Regions from separate parts of the Homo sapiens genome. Here all the other regions are linked to region 4. A link is a loop called in an ENCODE intact Hi-C map of the cell type or tissue named here. Cell type or tissue: A673. All regions are shown on one strand. Region 1 has its middle 40 kb from the start of MMP12. Region 2 has its middle 25 kb from the start of MMP13. Region 3 has its middle 13 kb from the start of MMP1. Region 4 overlaps DCUN1D5 (defective in cullin neddylation 1 domain containing 5). Region 5 has its middle 8.4 kb from the start of MMP8.

The links. A loop is a pair of places that touch in the nucleus more often than their neighbours do. Peaks named below come from ENCODE experiments on the same cell type or tissue, not always from the same donor. Only the 100,000 strongest peaks of a DNase experiment are listed, where the experiment ranks them.
Region 1: a loop joins it to region 4, with 9 times the contacts of the local background. A loop is called at or near these places in 15 of 110 quality-filtered maps.
Region 2: it touches region 4 in a loop (2.4-fold over the local background); 9 of 110 quality-filtered maps call a loop at or near these places.
Region 3: it touches region 4 in a loop (3-fold over the local background); 15 of 110 quality-filtered maps call a loop at or near these places.
Region 5: a loop joins it to region 4, with 9 times the contacts of the local background. A loop is called at or near these places in 16 of 110 quality-filtered maps.

Annotation. Positions count from the first base shown.
Region 1 is chr11:102,912,359-102,917,358 of GRCh38, reverse strand. No RefSeq gene overlaps it. Among named protein-coding and RNA genes, the nearest start is that of MMP12, 40 kb to the right of the region's middle. In A673, a CTCF peak has its summit at 2,406 (motif pointing left); a DNase peak (open chromatin) is centred at 2,398; H3K27ac peaks cover 3,128 bases.
Region 2 is chr11:102,928,038-102,933,037 of GRCh38, reverse strand. No RefSeq gene overlaps it. Among named protein-coding and RNA genes, the nearest start is that of MMP13, 25 kb to the left of the region's middle. In A673, no CTCF peak of the experiment used is centred here; DNase peaks (open chromatin) are centred at 1,847, 2,387 and 2,847; H3K27ac peaks cover 5,000 bases.
Region 3 is chr11:102,808,233-102,813,232 of GRCh38, reverse strand. It overlaps the pseudogene WTAPP1 and the pseudogene CSNK1A1P2. Among named protein-coding and RNA genes, the nearest start is that of MMP1, 13 kb to the right of the region's middle. In A673, a CTCF peak has its summit at 2,082 (motif pointing left); a DNase peak (open chromatin) is centred at 2,062; H3K27ac peaks cover 2,853 bases.
Region 4 is chr11:103,052,866-103,057,865 of GRCh38, reverse strand. It overlaps DCUN1D5 (defective in cullin neddylation 1 domain containing 5), which reads left to right. Exons shown (of 8, transcript NM_032299.4): 8 at 1-5,000. Among named protein-coding and RNA genes, the nearest start is that of DCUN1D5, 37 kb to the left of the region's middle. In A673, a CTCF peak has its summit at 2,510 (motif pointing right); a DNase peak (open chromatin) is centred at 2,515; H3K27ac peaks cover 740 bases.
Region 5 is chr11:102,730,815-102,735,814 of GRCh38, reverse strand. No RefSeq gene overlaps it. Among named protein-coding and RNA genes, the nearest start is that of MMP8, 8.4 kb to the right of the region's middle. RefSeq lists silencers at 2,270-2,319, 2,440-2,489. In A673, a CTCF peak has its summit at 2,370 (motif pointing left); a DNase peak (open chromatin) is centred at 2,344.

The DNA.
Region 1 (5,000 bases), 140 kb after region 4:
TTTTTGAGACAGGGTCTCACTCTGTTGCCCAGGCTAGAGTACAGGGGCACCATCTCTGCTCACTCTCACTACAATCTCTGCCTCCCGGGGTCAAGCGATTCTCCTGCCTCAGCCTCCCAAGTAGCTAGGATTACAGGCGCCTGCTGCCACGCCCAGCTAATTTTCATATTTTTAGCAGAGATGGGGTTTCATCATGTTGGCCAGGCTGGTCTCGAACCCCTGACCTCAGGTAATCTGCCTGTCTTGTCCTCCCAAATTGCTTGGATTACAGGCGTGAGCCATCACACCCAGCCTATAATACATTTTTCCTTCCTTCCTTCCTTCTTTCTTTCTTTTTCTTTTCTCTCTTTTTTTTTTTTTTTCCAGAGTCTTGTTCTGTCACCCAAGCTGGAGTACAGTGGTACAATCTCAGTCTCAGCTCACTGCAACCTCCACCTTCCAGATTCAAGCGATTCTGGTACCACAGCCTCCTGAGTAGCTGGGATTACAGGTGCATGCCCCCATGCCTGGCTATATTTTGTATTTTTAGTAGAGATGGGATTTCACCATATTGGCCAGGCTGTTCTCAAACTCCTGACCTCAAGCGATCTGCCCACCTGAGCCTCCCAAAGTGCTGAGATTACAGGCGTGAGTCACCACACCTGGCTAATACATGTTCTCTAACCATCCATCTGTCGATGGACATTTAGGATATTTCTACATCTTGGCTGTTAGGAATAATGCTTCATTGAACATGGGAGTGCAAATACATCCTATTTTCAGTTGTTTTGAATAAACATTCAAAAGTGGTATTGCTGGATCACTTGGTAGTTCTATTTTTAATTTTTGAGGAATCTTCAAACTCTTGTCCACAGTGGCTGCGCAATTTTACATCCCCACAAACAGTATATTAAAGTTCTAACTTCTTCACATCCTTGTCAACACTTGTTATTTTCTGTTTTATTTAATGATGCTATCCTAACAGGTGTGCAGTAATATCTCATTGTAGATTTGATTTGCGTTTCTCTGATAATTAGTGATGTTGAACATCTTTTCATATACCTGTTGGCCATTTGTATGTCTTCTTTGGAGAAATGGTTATTCAGTCCTTTGCCCAATTTTTTTAAAAAATGGGTTATCAGTTATTTTTGCTATTGAGTTGTAAGAGTCTCTTATATATTTTGGATATTAATCCCTTATCAGATATATGGTTTGCAAATATTTTCTCCCATTCCATAAGTTGACTCTGTTGATGGCTTCCTTTGCTACACAGAAGCATTTTAGTTTGATGGTGTCTCACTCGTCTATTTTTACTTTTGTTGCCTGTGGTTTTAGGGTCATATCCAAGAAATCAATGTCAAGACCAATGTTATCAAGGTTTTTCCCTATGTCTCCTTCTAGAGTTTTTGTAGTTTCAGGTCATATATATATGTCTTTAATCCATTTTGAGTTGATTTTTGTGTATGGTATAAGATAAGGGTCTAATTACATTTTTTGCATGTGAATAATGTTTTCTCATTTTTAAAAGTTGAGTATTGAAATCTCCCACTGTTATTGTACTGCTATTTCCCTATTCACTTCTATCAATGTTTGCTACATATAATTGGGTCCTTGGATGTTGGTTGCATGTATGTTTATAGCTGTTTATCTTGCTGGTGAATTCACCTTTTTATCAATAAATAATGTCCTTCTTTGTCTTTTGTCATGATTTTTGACTTAAAGTCTATTTTATCTGTCTTTGAGTTCACTGATTCTTTCTTCTGCTTGACTAAGTCTGCTGTCGAACCCCTTATCTTAATTTGTTGGGCTACTATAACAAAACACCTTAGACTGTGTTGCTCATAAACAACAGAAATTTGTTTCTCAAAGTTCTGGAAATCGAGAAGTCCAACATCAAGGTGCCAGCAGATTTGGTGCCTGGTGAGGGCCCACTTTCTTCATAGAGGAAGATCTTTCCACTGTAACTTCACATTGTATTCTGCAGCTCCAGAATTTTTGTTTGGATCTTTTTTATATTTTCTCTTTGTTGACATTCTCATTTTGTTCATGTATCACTTTCTTGAGCTCTTTAAGCATCTTTATAACATCTTGACTTTTTTCAGGCAACTCATATACCTCTGTTTCTTTAGGATCATTTTTTGGAGGTTTATTTTGTTCCTTTGATTGGGCCAGGCTTTCTGTTTCTTTGTATGCCTTGTAACTGTGTTGGGATCTACACATTTGAAAAAACAGCCACCTCTCCCAGTCTTTATGGGCTGACTTTGAACAGGAAAATACCCTCACCAATTATCCCAGCTAGAGATTCTGGGGGTCTCTCAAACTTTTTCTGTGGGTGCATTATCTCTGTCTTTGAGCACATAAATTCTGAATTAGAGGGATTTGCCAGTTTATTTTTGGAGGAGCTCACGATCTCTTGCTCCCTCTGGTGTCTGTCTGCAACACTGAAGATTTTCTGGAGCTGCTTCAAGCTGCCCCATTCTGTTTTGGCTTTAGCAACCTCCAGGCTTCTAGCATATTCCAGGTCCTGTCAGTGCTGTGAGACTAGGGATACAGAAACCAGTGTCTTGGGCAGCTCCCAGAATAGTTGGAACATGGACATACATGGAATTCTTCTCTTTCTACCCCAACGAGGAGGCTATGGAGCTGTGTTGGCCTCTATCTGCTATACCACAGGTCCTCCTAAGCAGTATCAAGCTGCCCAATTCTTTTGTTGTCAGTGGTCCCTACATCTCTATATTGTCAGGTCCTGTCAGTGCTCTGAGACAGGTGAGACAGAAACCAATCCCTTGGCAGCTCCCTGAAAAACTAGAACATTGAACACATGCTCCAGTAATTTTCCTCCCCAGGGAAAAGCCAGGAGTTGGTGGTTTTCTCCTACTTATTTTACAATGAGCCAGGAGGAGCAAGTACATCAAGTGAGTGCTGCAAATCTTCACCTTTGTTCTTAGCAGCCTTCAACCTGACACTCTTTCCTGTCTGCACTTAGATTCAGGCAAGACAGAAACCAGTCCCTTGACCAGCCCCCTAAAGAGTCTGAATGTTGGATGTACTGTCTAGCCTTCTCTTTCCCTCCGCAAGCAGAAGACAGTAGCTAGAAGTTTTCTTTTGATAATTCACACTGAAATGGGAGAAAGGACTATGGTGAGTGAGTGCCATGAGTTTTTCTACTGGCTTTAGTGAGGCTGGTTTTGCCTTCCCTTGAAGTGCAGGAACCTCCTAACTTGTTTCTGGTTTTCTTATAAAGGGAATTGATTTATGTATTCTTGTTGATTCAGTGTCTCCCCGCAGGGAAGTAGAGTCTGGCCCTTCCTATTCTGCTATCTTGCTGACATAACCCCTTAGATGGTTTATATTTTGTGGTTTGCATCTTAATTTGCCAACACTCAGCAAAGTATAAATTTTACTGTATGAAAATTATACATATTTTACTGTATGAAAATTATACATAATTATGTATGTAAATTATACTTCAATGAATATGACTTAAAATAAACTAATAAAAAAATTAATGTAACAAAAAGTTTAAAAAAATCCAAACAACGATATAACCTAAACTCTCCTGGATATTCTCCCTTGATACCCAGCAATTTATGTATCATTAAGTTCCATTTAGAATACGGCTTTGTATCGATAAAATTTTCTTTTCTTTATATTTTTTTGGTAGAGATAGGATCTTCGCCATATTAGCCAGGCTGGTCTTGTACTCCTGGACTCAAGCAATCTGTTCACCTCGGCTTCCCAAAGTGTTGAGATTACAGGCGTGAGCCACTAAAATAGGCCAAAATTTTCGAATGTATGGTCTGTGCTTACCTCTGGTTTAAATTTTTTTTCTTTCTATTCTCAAGTATGATTTTAACCAAATTCTAAAATTTTCAATACCATGGAGAAGATATCATACAGGGTTCATCATTTCTAAATAAAAAGTAAATTTCATTCTACATTCATCACTGCATTCTCAGTGCCTGAAAAATGTCTGGTACATAATAACGTTCAGTAATTTTAAAAAATATATAAATGAATAGAATGTCCTTTGACAATTCACTGTCAAAGTGGTTAAGAAAATTAGGCTTCAGAGTTAGCTCCTGTTTTTGAATCTTGACTTTGCCAGTTAGAAGCTGTGTGGCCTTGGGTAGTCTGAGGCTCATTACCTCTGTTTGCAAAAGGGGATAATAATAATGCTTATGTCACATGAAAAGTGCTTGGCTTAATGAGAGCTTAACAAATGACACACTTCCCTTGTCTAAGTGTTGTTATTCAAATAATAATTTCTCATCAATTCTTTCCTACACATTTTCTTAATTGGCTGATTACTAGCAATCTGTGTTCATTCCAATCAATTTTGAGGAGACTTGAAATGCCAACAAAACTGTTTCTTTACAGCATTTCACTTTTACTCTCAAATATAATTACATTACTCATTTCCACTTTTAGCAGTTGATAGAACCTAGCAAATGACCAACATAAACTATGCCTTCAATAAATGTCATGTTCCTTATTCACATATTTATACCCACTGTGTTTAATTTTCTCAAAGTTCTTCACTTGGTACAAGAACTATATTAGAGTGGAGCCACCTCATCTCATCTATTCCTATCTCATTCCACTTGCTTTCCTGTTCACAAGCCTGACCCTAGCGGGCTTCTGGTCTGATTTCCTCTTGTTTCTCCAGTTCTAGTTTCCAGGAGGCTTTAGCTTCTGGCTCTGTTCTCTTGGGCTCCTCACCTTAGCTCTCCTTACAACCACTATTACTGATGAATCATAGGATATCTTTCTCCTCCATGCCTCATCCACCATCCACTGTCATGAAAGAAAAGCAACAGTTGATATCCTGCAGGCCCAGACGTTGACAGTGTTTGTTATATTTGCTTCAAGCTGTTGTTTTATTTCTATTAACAATAACTTATTATATATGTATGTACAGTATATTATTAAATATATTTATGTTGTAGGAAAAACTGGGTTCTTGTCACACGACCAAGAAAGATTGTTATGCGTGTCCGTGTGAAGAGACTGCCAAACAG
Region 2 (5,000 bases), 120 kb after region 4:
CCATACTTACACAACTTGGCCATGCCATATGACCCAGTCAGCTGAAGTACAAGGTAGTCATTTTTTCCAAACATATGCCTGCCTTTATTTCTACATCAGTAATTGAATCAACTCTGAGGATTCATAGAGTTGCTGAAAACACCAAATCCTCTTGAGCCTTAACCCATTCTTTTAAAACCACGTGGAGTGTATGTAGTCATTCCACAGACAGCACATCGACATGGCCATACCCTTAGATCACTGAAACGTGTCTCACGCTATCCGGAGGATATGTTCATATCTCTCTGCCAGCTCCAGTAGTAACTGACAGTTGATGCTATCAACTCCCAATTCCTCCTCGAGAAAAGGAAGAAGATACTTTAAGGTGTTCCCTTCAGTGGTATAGTCATTGATGATTCTTTACTTAGTGAAGAAGGATTAAGACTTTGGACCTGGGGGTAAAAACACACCCTGTAGAAGCATAGTTTTATACCAGCTGAATGTATGTTACTGAACATGAAATCACAATCATCAGAATTGAGTCAAGTTTGAGAAGGCTCTCTGTATATCCCCTCTAGGCTAATTCCCATAGCTGGAGCTCTCAGGAGGTGGGCAAGCTACCATTAATAAAACTGTCGTCCAAATTTCTTAAAATAAAATTTAACTCTGAGTTTTTGTTCATTCCTTCCTAATTCACTAGGGATAGCAATACTGTGTATATAGCAAGTCAATTCTGATTACTGAGGTTGTTGGTATATTTCTCAGGGAGGAACTAAAATTAGGTTTAGGTTTAAAACTGAGCCAAGCCACTCATGTGAGAAGTTTAAGTAAAAAGTGCCAGAATAACATACAAAAGACACTTCAAAAGAAAAAAAAATTAAAAGTAGCAGGACATATTTAGTTCATCATATAAATTGACTGGCAGGTTAGAGTTGCAAGATATCAGATTATTTGATCTATATAATTTTACCACCTAGGGTTACACATCATTCCCATGGCAAAGTAGGTACATTCTCATGGTTGCTGACCACTGGCAACATACTTGGTGACCAAGGGCAGAGTAGTCTGGGAAATAACAGGCCCCTGAAATTAATTGGGTCTCCCTTCTTACCCTCAATGAAAGTGCAAAAACTTCCAGTATTCCAGTGACTCCCCGTGTAGCTTCTCTCCGAGGTAGTATAGTTCTACTACAATCCCTAGACAACCGCTCTGTTAAGACAGAGACTCATTTTATCTGTGTGGCACTGAGTAGTTTCATCTTTTACCTGTGACAAAGGATAGCGACTTTGGCATGCCCTCCCAGGCTGGCAGTCCCCGTTGTGATGGTTCCTGTACCTGAGCTATGGTGACGAGGTGACTGTGATGATCACCCGCAGGCCAGGGCTGGCTGTAGGACCTTGAATGAATCTAGCAGGTTTTCTGCTTTGGTGAGAGTCATGTTGGCTACAAAGCTTCCCAGGTTCATGGTCTTATTCTGACTCAGAAACACCCCTGTGTATGAAATGCTGGTCACTGGCTTAGAGGAGGGTTTAGACAACAGAAGCTGATTACAGTGTGCAAGGAGAAAGGGAAGAGAAATGGGAGGAAATAAGGGGCCTTGGAATGGAATAAGAGAAAGAAAAGACTGCATATTCTGCAGCTATTCACCCTGCTACAAACTGCTGTGCCCAAAGGGCACTTGGGAGATGTGCCTCCCACCCCAAATGAGTACACATTAAACAGTGCAGAAGTGGAATATGCTGTCTGGAGCGTGTGTGTATGTGTGTGCTCATCAGGGGAGCTATTACATCCACCTAGTCCTATTTTCCTGCAGCATGGACCACAATAAGAGCACATGAGCCCTAGAGCACAGCGACTGGAAGATCGACAGCCCAAGACTAGAGGTGGTCCCACAGCCTCTGCAGACCCAAAGATACACATTTAAATTCCCTCTCTGGAGATACCCAGAATTTCTTTTGGTGTTTTGGCCACAGCAGCACAGCTGTCAAATGTGATAATGCAGCACAGTAATGCCAAAAAAATAAAATATCAAAGTTTGAATTTGAGCTCTAGCACTTTCAAGCACCTCTGTATTTCACATTCTTGTGCATTAAAATGAAGATAGAAATACTTGCCTTGCCTACCTCACAGGTTGCTCTAAAGATTATATAAAATAGCATCCTTGAAACATGTAAATGATAAAGTATGTATTAACATGAAGTATTATTGGTTATTCCTAGATCCCAGCTCCCTCTCCCTCCTTCCCTTTTTTCCTTCTTTCCTCCCCTCCCTCCCTTTCCTTCCTTCCTTCCTTCCTTCCTTCCTTCCTTCCTCCCTCCCTTCCTTCCTTCCTTCCATCCTTCCTTCCTTCTTACATTCCTACTATCTTCTAAGATCTCCAAAGGCTAAGTGCTAAGCAATGGGGAGTTTGGCTTGCATCACTGGAAGTTATTGTTCAAATCATCTCTGAATGAATTCACTTATACCTCCTCACATTTAAACTGAAGGAATCATAAAGTAACAAACACTAACAGGAAGGAATAGAGGCACAGCAAGTTCATATGGCATATTTAGAACTCATTTATTATATAGAAAAGCATCTTTCAGATTTTCTAGACTAATAAATATTTTGTCCCTTTCTTCAGTTTTTGGTAGTTCTTTAAAATCTGTTTCTTCAAAACCTTTTGACTTTGGAATTAGGATCTTTAAGGTGTTGTACCAATAAATTTAGAAAAAGACTTCTGTCATTACATGATGTCTAAGCCAGTACAAACTAGACAGGGAAAATACAGCCCTGGAACAAGCTGAATCTTGTAGTTCATTTGTGGTTTTAAAATGATTAACTTGTGGGAAAGGAAAATCAATTATACTGTAATAAACCTTATTACAGAGAAAAGCTTTAAAGCAAGCACATGTTTAATTAGTAACCTAGACATTATTACTCACTCACAGCCTTCCTTGCCTTTCATGTGGTAATATATGTAATTTATTAACCATTTTGGAAAATCTGTTTTGCCATGAAGCTCCAGTTCCAGTAAATGTAATACAATCCAGAGGATTGAGAAGGAGAGGGTGATGAAGCGTATAGACCCCTAGTCTAGTGTGACTCTAAGACACTGCTATTTCAGTGGGCAAACATTTGAGTATCCCCTAGGTTGTCCTTAAGCCTAGTTGAATGAGCAAGATAGGCGGGGACCCCTCTATTCTGTTACCAATGATAAAATTGCGCTCTATCAATTTTACTGACTGGAGAAGAGTGCTTACTAAAGGCCTAGCCGACCTTACACGTTCAGATAGAATTCTCTTTTCCTCTTCTACAAAGCACATTGCTTTTACTTTTCTTCCAGCATTTGTGTCTCCCATTAGCTTGCAGAAGCATTGTGGGATCACATCTTGTGCCTACAGCTCTGCCTTTTACATAGAACGTTCTGAACCAAATTGGATTGAAGCTTGACCCTGATATGGAACTATGAGGCTCCACATAACACACAAATTTTACAACACAATGATGGTGCCAATGTTTCTAAAGGACTCAAAGCCGCCACAGAAATGGTAACCTGAACAGGTTCATCATTGCCACATTAAACAGTAAACTTCTGGGGGCATGAGTAGTGAATGCATTTGATTCTGACAGACTCTCACACTGTCCTCAGCTTTCCTCTCCCTCTCTCTTCTAGATAATATGTTACTTGAGGGTGGAGGCACTAGTTGTCTCCTATTGTTGATGATTCTTTTCCTATCTCTCTACCCCAATGTCAAATGCTGTTATAGCACATGTCAGTGCTCGAGGCATAGTTCATGAACTGCACTGAGTCTACTTCTGACATGTAATTAATTCATCCAATCCTTGTTACGTGGCTTCAACCCAAAGCCCTACTATCCTACTGAGACTGTGCTTTCCAAGGTTTTCTGAATAGCTGTGTTTCTTTAATTGTCAAGCATAAGAGTCTTTATTCCTCATGTCTTTGACTATTTTTGGACATCAGGGAATGGTTAGGGGTGGAAGCTTTTGACGCTGCTGACATCTGCCCACTTTTCAAAGGTCCTGGCATCCATGGCTTCTGTAAGGTCACACTTAATTGGTGTTTTGCTTAGTTCTCTTAGTTCTGAGATTTTTTTCTTCTGCTTTCCCATAAATGTTCTCTAAGTTTCTCTCTTCAGGCCTTTTCTTTCTCCTTGTCATCCTGCCTTTTCCTGCTTAATGCACTTCTGGCATTTCCAATGGCTCTTTCCTGAGAAGACACTGCCTCTTAAGGCTGTATCTCTAGCCCAATCTTGATCTGAATTTTGAGTGGTGGTTGCAACTCTCCATTTGAAGTTCTTGGTGGTGACACTGAACTTCACAAAGCAAGACAGTGCCTGATTGGTCCCAATTTGCGTCACCGATGTCACTCACCTCTTGTCACTTATCTCCTAATTTTTTCCCTGTTCTTTGACCACGTTGGTGCCTTTCTGTTCTTCCCACCTATCAAGCTCATTCCTGCCCCAGGATCTTTGCAATTGCTCTTCCCCTTTGGGACCCACCTCCCCTGGTTCTCCACACCGCTGGCTCCTTACTCTTAGGCAGCCTGGGGGCAGCTGCTGTCTTTCATGGAACTCTGTTCTACTTCCTCCATAGGGTTTATCACTCTCTCAGTGTGGATCTGTTACCTGTTTGTTTAAATGCAAGTTTTATGAGACTGAGTCTCGGTCACATTGTAGCCTTAGCACCTAGCACCCATTAGACATGCCATTACTGAATTCTGCATTAAGAAAACCTGGGTTTTAGTCCTAGATCTGTTACTGACCAGCTGTGTATGCTTGGGCAATTCACTTTGCCTCCTCAGACAACCGTTTTCTCTTCTGTAAAAAGATGGAGCTCTGATTTTTAAACCACTTTCCATGCACCGTCTAAGAGCCCCCCTTAGGTGTGTGTTGGGGTTGGGGAAGTAATGAGAGGAGGCCTGAGTAGGAAGTATGTGGGACCCTCCCACCCAATCTTACCCCAACAAGAATCATTTTCCTTTTATTTTGCTACACGTATTGGACTCCCATTTAAAATT
Region 3 (5,000 bases), 240 kb after region 4:
CAGCATCAAGCCCCTGACTTAGTCGATGCTCATTAAACTTTTGTTGAATGAATGAATAAGTTTGGCAAGGCAGCAATGCTTGATCCTGGGTGTGAAGAAGTAGTAGGAGTCTATCAGGCCAAGTGTGAAGAGGAAAGGAAGAGCATAGGCAATGGCATTAAGATATGAGAGAACATGTCATATCTAGGAAATTACAGGGTTTGACTACAGTAGGAAAGATGGTCTTTTCTGAGTTATAGTGTAGAGGGAAGAATATGAAGTAATTTTCTAATTATGAACATTAAATTTCTTTAAATAAATGTAACAATTGTGAAAATTATCCTCAAAGCCCATTAATCAATTAATTCAGTCAGTGAATAATTATTCAGCTGCAGCAGCAAATCTATTTTGAAAGTAGCCAGGCTATCAACAAAAAATTAAACTGTTAACATACTTGGCTAATTTACCTTGCACAAAAAGTAAATATCTGAAGCATTTCTGAAATAGATTAAAGGTGCTTCATAAAGGGGCAAAAAATATATGGCTATAAACACCCTGGCCTTTCAAGAATTTACCAAAGAGAGGTACGTGAGGATCCACATAAGTCACATAATCCCTGTAGGTCAGTAGAAAAAAGAGCTGCTCTGGGGAAGATTCCACCCTGGGGTATGGTCCTCGTAAGTGACAGATCACAGCGTAACAGGAAGCTGATTCTTAATATAACTATATTCATCAAGAATCCTCATGATTAAGGGAACATTTTCACTTTCCTAAGATAAAACTAAAGGTGGGAATTATGATGCATGACTTCCTGGCCATGATTTATGCAACTAAGGAATCTGCTGCCTTTGCATTTATTCTTAGAATCACATTTAGCTCATGCCAATGAAAGTGATGATGATAATATGACACTTTATCATATGGCTGCCTCTCAGGCAAGATTCCAAAATTATTAAGGAAGGTAACTCATTGTGTTGCTTCATGATGTACATTTAACGGAAAATTATATTCCAATGGACTTGTTTTACCTCATTGCATTATAACAATTTCCTCAAGAATCATACTTAATTTGCATCCTAGAAAATCATTTAGTATAAATATTTAGTGTGTTGAAATATTCTAATCAAGACACTTGAGCCATAGTTCCAAAAGTTTTGCTCCCAATGAAATAAAAACAAATGAAAATTTAGGGGCTCAATTTCCTCATCTGCAATGTAAGAGTAATAAAGTAGGTGATTTTAGGTGTCTTTCCACTCTAAGAGAAATTAATATTTATTGAGCTGCTATTATGTGACAAGCATGATGTACGTTGCATGTGGGGATTTAATTATCCTCAAAACTGTCATGCTGGATATTAATGTTATTATTTCCACTGTATAGGTGAGAAAACAGTATTAGAGAGGTTAACATACCCAAGAATGTAAGTCTCAAAAGTTGCAAACTCAGTTTTTGAATCCAAATCTGCCTTATACAAAAATCAGTTTTTTTTTTCACACAAGAATGCTGTTTCCAGTTCTATATTCTGTTTCTGTGTACATCTGGTAATTCAACATTTGTAATCAAGCTGCTTGGAGTACTAGTGAATGGGAGTATATAGAATTTGTAATACATGTATACAGGTAGTATTTTGATTAATATTCTAGAGACAAATTTCTTTTTTTAGTTCAAGAAAATGCCATAGACTAAGGAAATGAGTTACATGTCTGTGAATTCCTGTTTACCTTTTATTGCTGTGTAGTACCTGATCATGGGAAACAGTCTTAAAGGTCAGAAGGTAGTAAAAACAACATATGTAGTCATTCAATTTGCAAAGTACTTATCAGTTCAATTACATCATAAATAAATGGTGTAAGCATTATTATTTCCTTTTTGCAGATAACACCCAAGATTGCTCTGCTGTGATTCAAACCTGTATCATTTAATTCCAAATTCTGCACTTTGTCTATCACATCCTTTGGAGAATACTTGAAATATACATCCCCTACACATCCCCCTTCCACATACGAGATAACTATCTTCACTTACTACATCTAAAAAGCACTGAGATTGGAACGTGCATTGACTTTGGAATGAGCCCTGGGTTTAAATTTCCATTCTGCCACCTACTGGAGTTTTGGAGAAGACAACGTATGAGTTTCCATTTTTCCTCACTCACACACTCTTAAGGATCCAGATCTGAGGGATCCTGCCTCCCTAGGCCCACCTCACAACTACCCCAGGAGTTTCCAGGGACCTAGAAGTAGAGCATGGGTCTTTATGCCTGGTGGAAACAGCCCAGATGTCTCTTTCCAGTTTAAGGAAACCTCTCCCTCTCTCATGCCTCCCTGAAACCTTTTTCCTTTCCCCTCTTAGTTGAAGACATCTGACAACCTCTTCCTATGAGCTCAGGCTTTTCCAAAAGTTGGAAAGAGATATTGCCTTCATGTAGGTTTCAACTGAAGTCCTGAAGACACCTCTGAGACTAGGAGATACACAGTTCTTGGCAAAGTCAGGGAAAAATATAGAGGAAAATATAATTTTATATCTCAATATATTATCCTATGACATACTCTGTCTATAGAATTATATGTATATATTATTTTGCTGGGACTGTGTTAAATACACCTATGTATGTATAGTTACATAGACGGGTATATTTACAGATATTGAGTCATAAAGATCCAAGTGTGTGTAGGTAAAATATGTAACATGCACTGGTACCTTTTTATAGAAAGACTGCGCTAACCTTCCATGTAAATAGTATGTAGATTTGCTCTTACAACGTAGACAGCAGGGCGCTAGAAGAGCTCAGTAACAGAAGACACTGGGGGACCTGATGGGGGCTTATGACCTCAAGCTGAGCCTTAAAGCCATGGAAGAAAACAAACAGAAGCTCTAGTTGTGTAGCTTTTAAGATAGAGTTTTCTGAGGGGTTCTGGCTATAATCCTCAGAGAAGATTTCTATAAAAACTATTTTGTCCCATGCATTCTATCTATATACATTCTTCTACACCACCACAGGCATTCTACTTTTGAAAGCTGTGTGGCCTGGAAACTTAGTTTTCTTTCCCAAGACCGCAGAGGAGAACTAGGCTGTGCCTAAAGATAGGGCACTGTCTTTTATCAGCTTCACTGCAGAACGCACAGAGTCTAGTTGCAGGGTGATAGGCTGAGGCTATCTCTGCATTTTACCTGAAATTGAATTTAGTTGAGAAAGCACACACAAAAATAAAAATAATAAATCTAACTCTTATTTAGCATGTATTCTGCTATTCTGTGTCAGAAACTCTTTTCATTGCATGTGATTTAAATGGGAAATAATACATTTATATTACCCTAACTTCAAGGACCACTAATATGAAACAGGGAAGCAGAAGTTGATTTCCTTTTCAATTGATCTCTAGGATTAAATTTTTTTATGAGACGATTTGGAGAGTAGGTAATTTGGTCTCCTTTCTGAAATAGAACGAATCTCCAAAATTCTCCACAATGCAGTATGTGATTCTGAAACTGAATAGTTGCATGTCCTCAGTCTTAAGCCAAATCCCAACAAATACCTACTCATGTTTTGGTGTATAAAATGGCTTAAGAATCATTCACTTTTATCAGCTCCCCAAGACCCAACAAAGGACCCTCGCAGGCAGGGCTTATTGAAATAGTCCAGACAGCTGTCTAACCACACAAATCCTTTAAGTCCCTCTCCACTTACCTCTCCAAGAATGCCCAACAGATATTAGTTATGCCAATGTGACAAGATCTATTATCAGTAGTAAGAAGTGCCAGAACTTAAAGAATAGTAAAAAAGGACTTTGATTAAATTTGTATTTCTGGATAAATTGCCTAGAAAGCACACACTTGCATTTTGAATCTTATTTTCCCTGTCTTTCATAATATTTTTGGAGATATATACCACATAAATATTCATTGGCATAATAGGAATTACACCTAAGATTTTAACAGCTACTTGAAGAAATAATAATTTATGCAATAATTAGGCTGCATCCATTTCATGAGCAAATTAACTTCTAAGAGCTAAATTCGTGTCTGATTATTTTTGCAATTTCTAGCCTTGTAGATCAGACGTGCTTACTAAGTGGGAGTGAGTTCAGTCTACTTGCTTTCAATTTGTTCATACAAAAGTCTAGGGGATACTTAACTAACATGTGGTCCACATATACTGAGACAGTCTGATAAATATATTTTCTTTGAGAGTTCACTGTGGTTTCTTGGGTTTAACCATGTATTAGTCTGTTCTCACGCTGCTAATAAAGACATACCTGAGACCAGGTAATTTAAAAAGGAAAGAGATTTAATTGATTCATAGTTCCACATGGCTGGGGAGGCCTCACAATCCTGGCAGAAGGCGAATGAGGAGCAAAGTCAGGGTCTTACATGGTACTAGGTAAGAGAGCATGTGCAGGGGAACTCCCCCTTTTGAAAACCATCACATCTTGTGAGACTTATTCACTATCACAAGAATAGCACGGGAAAAGACCCGTCCCCATGATTTAATTACTTCCCACGGGACCACTCCCAAGACATGTGAGAATTATGGGACCTACAATTCAAGATGAGATTTGGGTGGGGACACTGCAAAACCGTATCAAACCACTTCAGCATACATAGTCACTAGGATTTCCCTCAGACTTGCAAAGCGAAAGAACTCTTACTGAAAGAAGGGACACTTACCCTTAAAGGGACACTTACCCTCAAAAGTACTAAGTGCCACTTTTTCTATTCTATTGCATGTAACCTAACATTTCCCCTGTTGAGCAAGTTTCTACAAAGCAACTGGTAAACCTTGGAGAATGGGCAGGGACACAATGAAAACATCAGCCTTTTTTCAACAAATCACCTTCCATTAAGAGAATGAGGTGAAGATAAGGAAAATATGAAAAGGGCTTTAAGAAAGTGTAATGCGCTAAGAAAATTCAGAGTGAAACTATTGGGCTGGAGCTGGAGTAACAAGACGGCAGCGTCGGCAGAGGGACAGGGGTCCTTCCGGGCTGGAGCTGCTGGCAGTGGTGGCAATGGTATCCCTG
Region 4 (5,000 bases):
TATGAGGTTAAAATTGTGGATTTTAAAAAGCTAATAAATACTTGAAGTGAATATATAGAGAGAGCCAGATTTCCCCAAAACTCTGTGAGCTGTGTGTGTTTTGTGTAGAATATTAGCCATAATTAACTTTTCCCTTTTTTTTTTTGGAGACAGGGTCTTACTCTGTCACCCAGGATGGAGTGCAGTGGTGCGGTCTCAGCTCACTGCAGCCTCGACCTCCTGGGTTCAAGAGATTCTCGTGCGTCAACCTCCCAAGTAGCTGGGATTACAGATGCCTGCCACCATGCCCAGCTAAGTTTTGTATTTTTTTTTTTGTTTGTTTTAGTAAAGATGGGATTTCACCATGTTGGCCAGGCTGGTCTCAAACTCCTGCCCTCAAGTGATCCCACCCACCTCAGACTCCCAAAGTGCTGGGATTACAGGTGTGAGCCACCACTCCTGGGAAATAATTAACTTTTTCACATAGAAAATAGATCACAGATAAAAGCTCCTCACATATTTTGAAGGTCAAAAAAAAATTTGCTGTTGCTAACAATTGCCTTTGAACCATGAAAGAGGAAAAACTAACTTTATTTGAGCAACTTGTCATTTGAGACTTAAACTAACTTATCAAACTTAGCAGAATTAACTTGTGAGTATTGACTTAAGTGAAGTTAGTTTATATACTTTACTATTCTGTCATGCAAATAAAATGGCTTAGAGCAAGTTCATACACAGTTACTTTTATCTACAAATGTAGAAATCTTACCTATTTGAAATTTACATTATTCCCTGAAACTATGCCTATTGAGAGAGAGTTTATAGAAGTATTATCTGAGAAACCTGAGTTTGATTTTCTTTTTGTGACATTCCTGTTAATGTCACTTTTAAACAAGCCACTTAACCTATGTCATTTTCAGTTTCTTCTGTAAAATGGCGATAATGATACCTACCAGTATTGTTACGAAGTTCAAATAGGCCCTATCCACAGCACTTAGTAGGTGTTAAATGAATGCGTCTTGTTACTTGAACAAGAAGTGGTTAGTTATGATAGTTTATTTTTTTCTGACAAATTTACTGTCTTTTATAAAAAGAAATAGCTAGGATTTCCTGTGTTATCCTGCCATTTTTATAATCAAACAAAATTATTAATATTCTCCTTAGACTAAATCATTAATTTAACAAATCTCAAGCATCTACTATATGCCAAGAAGTATTCTAGGCCTGAATATATTGCAGGGCACGAAGCAAGACAGTAATTTCGAACCTTTATGGGATTTTTATTTTAATTGGTTAGTAAAATAGTTTATCATTTGGTGACAAGGTTATATGGGGAAAGTAAGTTGAGGAAGGGGCCCAGAGAGTGTGTGAGGATAGGATTACTATTAAGTAGCATGTACACTGATATGTGACATTGAGCAGAGGCCTGAGGAGGTGAATGGTTGTGCAGTGTGGATATCTGGGAGGAGAGCATTCCAGGCAGAAGGAATATTACATGCTAAGGCCCTGAGCTGGTACAGAGTGTAAAGAAACAGTAAAGAGATCAGTGTGACTGTAGTGAACAATAATAGCATTTTAGGGAGAATTAGAAAATGAACTGAGAGAGATTGGGAGTAATAATCCTGCCTGATTGTAGGTAATTACGTAGGGCATTATAGCCCTTTCTCAAGAGTAGGACTTTACTGAGTGAGCTAGCAAGCAATTAGGATTCAGATCAAAGCAAGGATGGAAGCAGGTAGTAGTAGGAAGATAATATGGTAAATCCAGGTGACAAATGGTACAATTTGAGATTAAGAGTAATGGAAATAATAAGTGGTCAGATTCTGAATGTATTTTGGTGGTAGCACCAAAAGGATATGCTGATAGAATGGATGTGAGGTATGAAAAAAAGAATGATCAAGGTTTTTGGCTTGAAGAATGAAGTGGGCATTAATAAGATGGCGAAGACTCAGAGGAGCAGGCTTAAGCGGGTAGATTGAGAGTTTACTTTTGGATATGTTATGGTAGACTTGTCTGTCAGACGTCCAAAGGAAAATGTAGAGTGGGCAGTTGGATATTTGAACCTGGAAAAGTAGAGGTCTGGGCTGGAGATAAATATATTTGGAAGTCATCAGTGTGTAATCTTATTTTAAGTCAGGACATGGATGAAACCACTTAGAGAGTAAGTGTAGCCAGAGGATAGAACTTAATTGAAGACATATGATCGATGAAATTCAAGGCCAACTTTTGTGATTTTTCAAATAGAAATAAAATGTTAACATTTTCTACCACACATATACAAACCATTACTTTCTATAGTGTTGTAGAAGCACTAAGATTTAAAAAGCAAGATTGATAATAGTTGCCAAATATGTAAACAAATGGCAAATTAAATTGAGGAGGGAGTGTCACTTTATTCTTGGAATAAAGTTTTTGTTTTGAAGTAATACAGTTTTTTATATTAAGAATAACAACATCTGGAGTGCTAGTTTCTTTTTCTCATTGTTGGAAATTGCTATTCCAATTCAATTTGACAGTTTTAGCACTAGAGGGCAGGCTTGCTTCTAGATTGTGAAGAGTTCTACATGAATTAATATAGCCAAACAGCGCAGGTTGAACATCCTTAACTTGAAAATCTGAAATTCAAAATGCTTCAAAATCCAAAACTTTTTGAGTGTTGACATGATGCCACAAGTGGAAAATTCCACACCTGACCTCATATGATGGGTCACAGTCAAAATGCAGGTGTACAACAGTTTACTCTGTTCCCAAGAGAAAAATAAAATTAGCTGCAGGCTATGTGTAAAAAGTGTATATGAAACATAAATGAATTTCATGTTTAGACTTGGGTCCCATCCCCAAGGTATCTTATTATGAATATGCAAATATTCAAAGATCAAAAAAAAGAAATCTAAAACACTTCCGGTCCCAAGCATTTTGGATAAGAGATATTCAACCTGCACCTACATTCAATCTCAATTAATGAATGCAGTTGTTTCTTATGTGACAGGTTTGCCATCTACTATGTTTTTTTCTAGTGCTAGGAAAGCATAAAATAAGGCTAATTGATTTTAGTACATCTAGGACTGGCAGTTGACGCTAATATACATTTGAATATAAATGTATATTTATATTCCAAGGAGTTTCCAAGGAAACTCAAGTGTAGCTTAATTATACTCAGATTTGATATAGAGGGTCTTCCACCACATATATGAATATTAAAGCCAGTCAGAAGAAATCCTGGACATGAAAACATTTTTTCAGGAAATAATTAACTATGTGCTGGGTATTATTATATGAGCGTGGCTACAAAGATGAATAAAATATAGTCCCTGCCTAAATAAGCTTTGTTGTAGCATCTTACAGCACTTAATATCTTGTGCTGTATCTATTTAAATGTCTTTTTCCCTTCAATAATAGAAATCCTGACTCACTTATTTTTGGTGCCTCCAAGTGCCCATCACACAATTCAGTTTACAGTGTTTGAACATGTGAATAATGAGAGAGAGAAAAATAAGAAAACGGTCAGGGAATTGGGGCCTTTGAAAAAACTTATTTTCACATTTTTACCCTTAGAGAGATGCTTTTCCTATTAACACGTCTAAAGATTATGGAGACAATTCTAACCTTCTATCTTTGCTCCCACTACTTCTTCAAGCAGACTTTAACCCCATTCCTCAAGAGCAGTTATTGGCAGCCATAGAGAGTGGGAGGTCAAGCCTTTTTTAGTCATTGGAGTAAACAGGAGACATAGATGTGGAAATTGGGAGGTTCTCTCTATCTGGCTTACGTCAGTTTGAGAAGTTTGACATGAAATGGAACCTTCTGGAATGAGGTTCTTTTTCCTGCTTTTCACCTGGAAAGTTTTCCCATACATGGTCCTCTTGCACCCCTAGTCCTTTTAGGGTACCTATTTCTGTGTGCTAGTTCTTTCATTTCCTTGTCTGTAACATGAGGATAATAATAGTCCTTATCTAATAGCATTATTTTGAGGATGAAATGAAATACAGGCAGTAAATATTAGTTACTCTTTGCTATCTGGAAAAACATCAATTGAACCTCATAGGATGGACTTGTGTTCAATAAGTGTTATATATAGTAGAGTCAAATGGAAAAATTGAACCACTCAGATACATTTTTTTCATTGATACATAATAGATGTATTTATTTGGGGGGTACATGTGATAATATGATATATTCATATAATTAAAATTCATTGATACATGATGTATTTATTTGGGGGTACATGTGATAGTATGATATATTCATATAATTAAAATTCATTGATACATAATGTATTTATTTGGGGGGTACATGTGATAGTATGATATATTCATATAATTAAATGAAGATAATTGGGATATCCATCACCTTAAATATTTATGTTTTCTTTACACTAGGAACATTCGAATTCTCTTTAGCTATTTTGAAATGTACAATAGTTTAGTGTTAATAGATCAGTCATCCTACTGATATATCGAACACCAGGTCTTATTTCTTCTGTCTACATAGACATATTTAGAAATGCAAATCTCTTAGGAAATTAATCTGTAATGTCAATGATGCACACTGATTTGTATTACTTGCTTTCTTTGTAGGCAGTATAGTGAAATGGTTCATTAAATGGATGCTAAATATGACTAAATGATCAATTTACAGTGTAGTTGGCACCAAGTAATAAATGCTCAGTAACATAGCTACTATGGCTGTCTTTAAAAGTGGATTGGTTTGACTTCATAGGAAGGACTCTATTTTTAAAAAAGAGAAATATTAAAAAATAAAAAGCCAAAATTCTATGATGTCTTATTACATTGAGTCTCTTAAATCAGTTTTTTTTTAATTAAGTAGCAGGACCCTATTGCAAAATAAGTTTTACCTAGAAGCACAGTATTTAAAACAGAAAGCTAAAATACTCTGGTTAAGTGGGAAGCTCCCTGTCTTCCTCGCTGCTAGTATTATTTCTGAAAAACCTCAAAGGAACTCCTTGCTCTCTGAATAGCAGGTTTTAAAAACCACTACTTGCACATTTGCACCTTGACATC
Region 5 (5,000 bases), 320 kb after region 4:
AAATGAGGCCATGAACAGTGAATCATGCCTGTAATCCCAGCCCTTTGGGAGACTGAGGCAGGAGGATTGCTTGAGCCCAGGATTACAAGACCAGCCTGGGCAACATCAGTAAGACCTCATTACTACAAAAAAAAAAAAAAAAATTAAAATGAGGAAAATATCAACAGTTATAAAGATCAAAAGGGAAGAGTCCAAATTATAATTATTTGTAGATAATTTGATAATTTACATAGAAAACCTCAAAAGAATCAAAACTCTTAAGATGAGAAAAATTGTAATGTTTCCAAGTACATCAACACATCAAAATCATTTACATGTCTATATATGCACAATAAACAAGTAGATCAAACATAGAAAACAAAATATTAATAGCCACAGCAAAATCAATTACCTCTTTAGGAAATAACATAGCAAAAACAGAACAACCCCTTAAAAATGAGAATTTAAGACTCTATTACAGACATATAAGAAAAATAGAATATGATCTTCATGTATGGAATGACCTAATACTCTAAAGATGACAATTTTTCCAAAATTAATTTGTAAATGGGAAGCAATTTTAACTAAATTCCAATGGCAGTATTTGGGAAAGGAAAATTGATTGCAAGGCTTTTATTTATAAAAAAAAAAATACACACTAGGAGCTAAGAATTTTGACAAAGAACAAAGAAGGAGAGAGTCCCACCAAATATTAAGACATTTTACAAAACCTCTGTGACCCCAGTGGTGCAAAACTTACGCAGGAGCAGAGACATAAGCTAATGGAACTAAATACAAGTCCAGAAACATGCTTTTGGTATGATAGGGGTGGTACTACAAATTAGAAGAAAAAAAAGAATGAATCCTCAAATAGTTGTTTGGAGGCACTACATGGAAAAAATAAAGATGAATTCTGTATCCCAGCAAGTGCAAGTAACAGATACTCTTCACTGTGGAGTTCCAGCTACTGGGCACATGGAAGAATTATACTCCTTAGCCTCCTTGCAGTGGGATGGGACCACATGACTAGTTCTGGACTATGACTTGTGCTTGGTTCTGGGCTGGAACATTTCATTGCTTGTGCAAAACCCTTTAGAAATCTTTTTTCAACCAACATGACAGAGAGAATTCAAGATCACAGCTTCTCTGGAGGTCTGTGAAACTGGGTCACTGCCATACACAGAGGTCCTCTGTCAAACCATAATTGACACATAGCACAAGCAAGAAATAAATCTGAGCTGTCTTATAAGACTAAAGGATGCAGGGCCTATTACCAAAGTGTAATTTTGCTTATTCTTTCTGATGCAGACCATGCACAAAAGTATACTTTGAATTGGTTAAAGACTTCAATATGAAAGGTAGAACTAATTCAACAAAATACATAGGAGAATATTTTGACCATCATAATGTGGGGAAGAATATCTCAAATAACACCAAAAAAGCATAACTCATAACGGGCAAAGCTGATAGTTTTGATTACATTGAAATTAAAGAATTATATTAAATGAGAAACAGAGAAAGTGTCTGCAACATATGAAACTAAGGAAAGATTAATAGGTGGTTCAGAGAAGAAATTCTTTTAAATCAACATGAAAAAGGTAAGAAATCCAGTAGAAATGCAGGCATGGAAATAAGTTGGCTATTATTAGAAGGGGAAATCTGGGTAGCTGACAGCATATAAAGAGATATCCAATCTTACTAGTAATCAACGGAATACCAATGTAAAAAAGATACCTACTTATACCTACCAAAAATGGCAGAAATTAGAAGTTCTGGTTATATTAAGTGCTGATAAAAACATGGGGAATATGAACCCTTATTTACAGCGGGCAGAACTGTTAATTGGTGCAACCATTGTGAAGCAAAATCTGGCTGTATCATAAGAATACCTGTATTCTAACCCCAGTAGTCCCACTTGTAAGTATTCATTCTGACTGTGATCCCCAGGAGACTTGTAGGGCAGCCAATACAGAACTATTTGTGAGAGCGGGAAGCTAGCCACCGCCTGGATGGCCATTGTTGGTGAACTGACACTTAGAATGTGATAGCCCTTATCAAGTAAGCTAAAACTGCCACCCACAACCTGGCATTAAGATCTGTTAACAGAGGACAAAATAATGTGCTTAGGAACATTGTGACCACTGTGGAGTTTCTCATTCTGCATTCTCACCTAAAGCAAACTATTCATTTTAATGAGCTTTGGCCAAGTCTTTAATGTCCAGTTCTCCCACTAACCTACCTAGTTCAAAACCTGGGCTCATCCTTACTAAATGAGATAAATGGGATCTATTTGTTTTACATTCTTATTTCGAAGAAGACTGTTGATCTGACCGAACAGTTCACCCTCCGAATACCCCAGTGGACTTTGGCGCCCTCTGCTGGTTTTACAGGGGGCATGATGACCACTAGCATGGCTAAGAGTGACAGGTCTCAGCCATCCGTGACTTCATTGAAGGCCACTGGTTGCGTCTGCTATACACCAGCTTACTCTGGGAGCATTAAGCCATAGAAAAATATCTGGATGGAGACATTTCAAAATGTTAACATTGGTTACCTCTAGAAGAGGGGACTGAAGTAGGGGGAAAGGGGGTTAGAAAACTTCACATTTACTTACCGTACTTCTGAAAGTTTGGAATTTTTTTTTTAATAAGCATGTATTTTTGTATTACTAGACTATTTAAAAATAAGTGATTTTTAAAATAAAATAAATCGTTTGAACAACACTTTCTATATTGCTTTTCGTGCATTACCTCCTTAAAGCCCACGGCTTTGAAATAAGAACGTAAAACAATATAGCAATATAGAAAGTGCTCCTATCCTGTGAGGCTTTTTTTTATATTTAATTGCCAGAGAACTGTAATTTTTATCTGTTATTTTGCACTCTGTGTTAAACATTTTCTACACATCCATATTTAATCTTCACAACATTCCTATGATGTCAGGGCTATTGTTACCACCATTTTACACGCAAGGAATTAAAACTTAGGGATGTGAAGTGAACTGTGTCTAGGGTCCCACAGTAATAAGTGGCCAATTAGGGATGTGCAATTAAGACAGAGAGATGAAGGAACTTGTGCAAGGTCAAGCAAATGATAGAGTGGAGTCAAACCCAGGTCTTCGGATTTCCATTCCCCATGCTAAAGAGAAACAGGCTGTCTGTGAGTACCTCGGGCTTGTCACTTCAGGTTCCTCTGATGTTTGGTCCTGATGTATGAGGCAACCACATCTGTAGAATTTGGAGGAAGAAAGAGTCAGAAAGTTCCCATAATGACCTTAATGTGACATTTAAACTAAAGAAGCTACTCAGGCAGAAGGTCAACTCCAGTAGAAGACTTTGTGGAGACTGAACAGAAAGAGCCTTGGAATTAAACCAAACTTGGATTCCCAAATTCTGCCACACATTACACATCTGCCAGTGTGTGATCTCAGGTAATTCACTTAACCTTTCTGATCCTCAGTTTCTGTATTGCTTTTAAAAGACGTAATACCTAAGAAATTTACATAAAAGTGACTTTGCAAAAGCCTTTATGACAGTACCTCACTTCTAATGAGTATTCAGTAAATACTCACATATTCTTGGCATGGAAAGTCAAAATGGAGAACAGGGTGGGTGCAGGTTATCCTGGAGTTATAGGGCATGGTCTCCTAAAGGGCTTTTCAAATCACATGCAGACCACAGATCCTGAAGTGCCCTTCCCTGTGCAGTCAGTCTACACATTTACTGACTACCTCCATCTCTTCTCATTGAGAATTATTGCCTGTAACAGAAAGATCAATGGTCCCAAAAATGCCCACATCCTGACCCGTGAACATGTTAGCTTACATGGCAAAAGAGGTTTCACAGGTGTGATTTGGGTTAAGGACCTTGAAATGGGAGATTAGCATTATCTCAGTGGGTCCAATCAAATCACCTGAGTCCTCACAAGTGGAGACCCTCCCCCAACTGTGATCAGGGAGAGACAAGAAGATGGAATAAGGGTTAGAGAGAAGTGATATTGCTGGTTTTGAAGATGGCAGAGGTGGAAATACAGGCCAAGGGATGCAATAGCCTCTAGAAGCTGGAAACAACACAGAAACTGATTCTCCTCTATAGCTCCCAGAAGGAACACAGCACTGCTAACATATTGATTTTAGCCCAGTGAGACCCATACCAGACTTCTGACCTGCAGAATCGTAAGGCAATGAATTTATCTTGTTTTGAGCCATTGGACGTGTGGTTATATGTTACAGCAGCTGCGGAAAACTAATCCACTGCCCCTGACAAGCCAATGTCACCAAAGGGCATATGTGGTGTCTTTCTGATATTTTAGGTTAAAAAATAAATTCAGGTTGAGAACCATTGATCAAGAGGAGTGAGAACAGAATCTAGTGGGGACTATATAGATGTGAGACAGTTTATTGAGATGAATTCTCACAGACTCCAACAGGCGTATGTGGGTGACAGCTGGTTGGGCTCCAAGGGGGATGGGAGCCAGATGTGTGGTGTGAGGAGCAGGTGTGTGATGTGAGGAGGAGCAGGTGTGTGGTGTGAGGATTGGGTGTGTGGTGTGAGGAGGAGCAGGTGTGTGGTGTGAGGAGTGGGTGTGTGGTGTGAGGAGGAGCAGGTGTGTGGTGTGAGGAGTGGGTGCGTGGTGTGAAGAGGAGCAGGTGTGCGGTGTGAGGAGTGGGTGCGTGGTGTGAGGAGCGGGTGTGTGGTGTGAGGAGTGGGTGTGTGGTGTGAGGAGGAGCAGGTGTGTGGTGTGAGGAGTGGGTGTGTGGTGTGAGGAGAAGCAGGTGTGTGGTGTGAGAAAGAGCCGGTGTGTGGTGTGAGAAGGAGCGGGTTTGTGGTGTGAGGAGCGGTTGTGTGGTGTGAGGAGTGGATGTGTGGTGTGAGGAGGAGCGGGTGTGTGGTGTGAGGAGTGAGTGGTGTGAGGAGTGGGTGTGTGGTGTGAAGAGGAGCAGGTGTGTGGTGTGAGGATTGGGTGTGTAGTGTGAGGAAGAGCAGGTGTGTGGTGTGAGGATTGGGTGTGTAGTGTGAGGAA